Linked DNA regions of Mus musculus: region 1 is linked to region 2. A link is a loop called in an ENCODE intact Hi-C map of the cell type or tissue named here. Cell type or tissue: heart. All regions are shown on one strand.

Region 1 (2,500 bases), 91 kb after region 2:
ACGTGAACACAGTAGATATTTTGAGGCATGAAGATTGCCCTGAAGAGCCTTGCAAAGGTGTCAAAATTGTGATGGATGACCATGACATACGCCAAAGGAAAATCGACCTCTTCCTGAGATAAAGGGGCAGTGATATAGTGGCTTTGGGTCACATATTCTGTGCAAGAAGGCTTCTCGTGAATCATTAGTTTGTTTCTCCACAGGAACCGGCTTTTCCCGTCGATGAAAGATGAGCACACTTGAGCCAGCATCACCGAGTCTGAGATGTTCAGCTTCTGGTAGCTTTGATCTCCTCCAAAACTTAACACGTAGAGCACAATAAAAACGATGACAGTAGTCACAGACACTATGAAGAAGTAACGCACGGACGGAGGCATGCCTCAAAGAGGGTCTCCGATGTCAGAGTCCGTCAAGCTTGGCCAATCCCTTCTCGGACTTACTTTTTCCTGGGAGCTCTCGCTGTGGTACATGCTCCAGTCAGTGTGAATTGCGGCTGTTTTGTCTCCCGGAGCCCAGCAGCGAGCTCTCTCCTGGAGCAGATATTAGAATCTGATCCCGCCTCTCTCAAACCTCCTTTGTCTAAATCCTAGCAGCAGGTTGCCGAAGCCCAGCCTTTTCCTCCTCCTCTGGCCTCCCAGTTTGCATCTGCTGACTTTTACTCTCCCTGCTACCTCTTTTTCAATTGAGTTTCTCACCTCCCCTTTCGTTCCTTTCCTTCGGGGGTTTCTGCTAGCTCTTTCCTCTTGTTACAATCGGCACGGCAAACCCCAAAGTGGATGGGATGAGCCGGGCTAGGCGTGTGAAGGGTTTCCTGCCTTCCTCCACTGCCTCTCTCTTCTGCTGTGTTACCTACTCTCCCCAGTGTGCCAGGCTAACAACCCAGGGGATCTAAAAGAGCCTCGGTTCTGTTAGTGGCTGTTTCGGGAGACTCTACTCGAATGACACAATCTGAAATAAAAGCACACCTCCTCCATCCCAGCTCCATTGTAATGTTTTCTGGCCCCACCCCACCAGTTTCCAAAACATGAGCTCCCAGGAGGAGGAGTTCCGGTCCTAAGGGATCTGACCGGGCAGAGGTGGGGGGGATGGGGGGGGAGTGACTTTGACTTAAACCCCCCTCTCCTCGTACTCTGGCCTCTGCCCTGGTGTTACAGAATGTACAGGTAGTGAACTGTACGGTCTAATTTGGATGAGACCTGAAGACTTCACAGAAAAGAGTTGAATCCTGGCCGCGAAGGACGTTCAGATCTACATCTCAACCAAGAACCTTAAGGGTTTAAGCACCCAGAGACCACTCGGGAGCTCTCCTATACTCTTGACTTTATAGTCGAAACAAAACAAAACAAAACAGGGTCTCAGGCAATCCATTCTGACCTGGAACTATCCTCCAGCCCCTACCTCCCAAGAGCTGGGTTTTCAGGATCTACACACTCACAACCCAGCTTTCCACCACCTACATTTAGATGCAGTTTTAAGCAGTGTCCTTTGGACTGGGGGCTGCCTTTCCATTTTCCTTTGCTAGTTGTCTGCATTTCTCAAGTGAGAGTCTGTACCTTGTGGGTTGACTTGCAATGGGAAATGAGTTTGCATTCCAGCCTGTGAAGAAAGAGTGCCCTTCGGTGCCCAGTCTTCCTTCTGCAGTCTAGACTAGCACAGCATGCAGAGTCCTTCCAAGTAGGAACTTGAGATTCCAAGCGCCCAGACTCCAGCCCAATGGCATGCCATGTCCTGAGCTACAGTTTCATTCGTCCAGATTTTATTTACATGTTTTGTTTTTCCTGTTTATATATTATTTTTCTTTCCTCTTACTAATCCTCTTCCTGCACCTGCATCAAACAAATATTCTGAGAAACCCTCCCCTGGGCCTTTAGGTCAGTTGTGAAAGAAAATGCAGCCATTTTGTAAAGTGGTTCACTCTCCTTCAAGTTATCTTCTTTGGTGTAGGGCAAAGGACAGTTCTATCTCTGTCTTCATCTTTTTTTTTTTCAAAAATAACACTGTTAAATATTAGGTTATTACATCTGCTGTGTCTTAACAACAGAGGGTAATTTTGTCATCAGTAATTTCATTTTGGCAATGCCCTCGGCTTAGAATGAATACTGAAATAGTTGCAGCCTGACAAAGCATTCGGTACACAGATACATAACTTAATTATGGTAACTGAATCTGTTTACATTACCCTTTCCAACTGGCCAATAGCACGGAGGTTCAGATTTGTGCAGACTCGGGAGGGGAGGTGGAGAAACACTAATGACATTACTTTATTACGATATACAGATACTGCCCAAAATAAGAATTTTCAGAATGCTTCTGAATTCAATCCAGAACTGCCAATGATGCTGTTCACAGGTTCAAAAATGTAGCTATTGTTTCTCTTTTGCCTGCCCTTGGACCAATTTCCCCAACTCCCAGTTCCAAGATTACAAATCCCTCTAGGAGAATGTTTTGCAAAACCAGCTATCATATTTGAAGATGCCTGTTACCTGGTACTTCTGGTCAG
Region 2 (2,500 bases):
GTACACTTTAATCATTTTGAAGTCACTTAGAATGCAGTGTAAATAGTCGCCACCCTGTCTGGCTCGGGGAACAATGACCAGAAGTCTGCACATGATCAATCCAGACAAAAAAAAAATTTTTTTTCTTGAATGTTTCCTGTCTGTGTAGCTGGCTGACTCTACAGTGTGGAAACTGCAGATCTAAAGCATTGTCAGGGCTGGCCTTTATTCTATTTCCCTTTTTTTTTTTTTGAGTTCTAAAGATTGTACTGATGGCCCGTGTACAATGGAAAAAGCACTTTACCACTGAGACGTATCCCAAGCCCTTTTGAAGATTTTTTAAAAAGAGTTTGGGAACAGGGTCTTATTCAGTTGACCAGTCAGTCTACTCTTGGTCTCACTGTACCAATCCTCCTGCCTCAGCCTTCCAAACACCAGGGATTACAAGCCTATGCTACTAGACCCAAGTCATTTCATATTCATAATAAGATTGCATACAAAGCCGGGCATGGTGGCACACACCTTTAATCCCAGCACTTGGGAGGCAGAGGCAGGTGGATTTCTGAGTTCGAGGCCAGCCTGGTCTACAGAGTGAGTTCCAGGACAGCCAAGACTACGCAGAGAAACCCTGTCTCGAAAAACCAAAAAAAAAAAAAAAAAAAAAAAAAAAAAAGATTGCATACAAACTACTGGTCTACATTTCTAAAGATAGATTAATTAGCTAAATTTCTAATAGGGATTAGGGAAGGTGAGGCTACATCAGAACCACCCCCACACAGCTAGAGGAACTTTCCTCATCTCTCCACTCCAGGGGTTCTGACTCTTAGAAAAGCTCCAGAATTTGCATTTACCACAAGTCCCAGAATCATGTTGAACACCATGGGACCTGTCAGAGAACAAGAAATGTCTCTGGCCGACAGTCACATAGTATGCGGTTGAATGTTTGCAAAAGATGCCCAGGTGGGCTGAGATGGAGGGACCCACCTCTCCCTGGGCAATGGGTAGGTGTCAGCATTACTCACTGTTAAGAATCTCTTTAAATTCCTACAAACGTCACAATAACTTAGATTTTCTTGTAAACATCCCTCCCAATGCTCATTTCCATATATATGGTGGGCTGGGCAGCAATGACTCTCCAATTGGCCGCTTTGTCTTTCTTCCCTGGCTTCCTCTTAACCTGCGGCCAATGCGAGAATTGCAACACTAGAGGGCGCTACCTGCAGTTGCGTCCCTTCCCCTACCTTCTGCTAACCTCACTGCTTCCAAAGGCCAAAGGACCCAAAAATTGTACACATACCACCACTTGGACCTCTTCTCCTTGCTGGCCCACAGTTTCCAGTTGGGTACAGCAAACCGAACCCAGTCAGCTGATTGACAATAGTCTTAACAAGAACCCTCCATCTCTACAAAAAGCATAGAAGGCGGTGGGTTCCGCTCTATCATCTCTTCCTTCCTGAGGTGTCTCTGGACAGCAATTGTGCAATTTTTGATCTTTCCCCATTCTGTTTCTTTTTTTGTTTGTTTGTTTTTTGTTTTTCGAGACAGGGTTTCTCTGTGTAGCCCTGACTGTCCTGGAACTCACTTTGTAGACCAGGCTGACCTCGAACTCAGAAATCTGTCTGCCTCTGCCTCCCAAGTGCTGGGATTAAAGGCGTGAGCCATCACACCCGGTTCCATTCTGTTTCTTGATAATTAGTATAAGAAAGCTAGGAAATTTCTCACAGTTTACTTTTTATTTAACCAACTTCATAAACAATCTGATTATATCTAAAGTGATTAAGTTAGCCTAGTTAGATGTACTCCTTTTGGGAAGTCACTTAAAAAGGAGAAGAAACAATTTCTTGAGTTCTAGATATGTGTTAGAGAGTGTCTAGTTGTCTCTATCCAGCTTTGAGACATAACCATTCCATCCCATTGTAGGTGGAAATTACCACCTACCAGGTCCCACTGGGGTTTAAGACCTAAGCTAGACTGGAGACCAGGCTGTCTGTGCATAGACCATTGCCCCACAAGTTTCTGGCTTCAACAAAGACTAGTCAATGGACTTTGTAGGAAAGAAAGGCATAGAAGAAGGGAAATTTTACATCTAAATCCTCTGGCTAGGGTTGCAACCGGGTAGTGTAGCTTGTGCTTGGCATATACAAGGCCATGAGTTCAACTTCAGACACCAGGATAAGAAAAGGAAATTTTCGTGTATCTCCATGTTTGCTAGTGCTAAGGACCCAAAGGAAGACCATACCAGAGCACTTCTGTGTTCAGTCACAGAATGGCAAAGCCTTCCCCATATGGCTCAGGCTCAGCATTGGCCAAGGCCTCCTCTGCTCTGAATGAAAATGTTGACAGTGTGTGCAAGTGCGGCTGTTTACCAAGGTTTGACCAGTGTGTGTAAAAACTAGTCACTGCAGCTTCCTGCTCCCAGAGGGTTACAGCTGGAGGCTACTGGCCCTCAGACGCCTACCCAGTGTAGCTGACTCTTTCTCCTGTGTTATACACAATAAACACAGAGATGCAGTCCATCCGA

The links. A loop is a pair of places that touch in the nucleus more often than their neighbours do. Peaks named below come from ENCODE experiments on the same cell type or tissue, not always from the same donor. Only the 100,000 strongest peaks of a DNase experiment are listed, where the experiment ranks them.
Region 1: a loop joins it to region 2, with 3 times the contacts of the local background. A loop is called at or near these places in 3 of 42 quality-filtered maps.

What each region holds. Positions count from the first base shown.
Region 1 is chr13:40,885,244-40,887,743 of GRCm38, reverse strand. Gcnt2 (glucosaminyl (N-acetyl) transferase 2, I-branching enzyme) reads right to left here and starts at 986. Exons shown (of 3, transcript NM_008105.3): 1 at 1-986. The coding sequence starts at 377. In heart, no CTCF peak of the experiment used is centred here; a DNase peak (open chromatin) is centred at 1,013; H3K4me3 peaks cover 1,461 bases; H3K27ac peaks cover 1,263 bases.
Region 2 is chr13:40,976,496-40,978,995 of GRCm38, reverse strand. All of the region lies in intron 1 of A730081D07Rik (RIKEN cDNA A730081D07 gene), which reads left to right. Among named protein-coding and RNA genes, the nearest start is that of Pak1ip1, 23 kb to the left of the region's middle. In heart, a CTCF peak has its summit at 1,180 (motif pointing right); no DNase peak of the experiment used is centred here.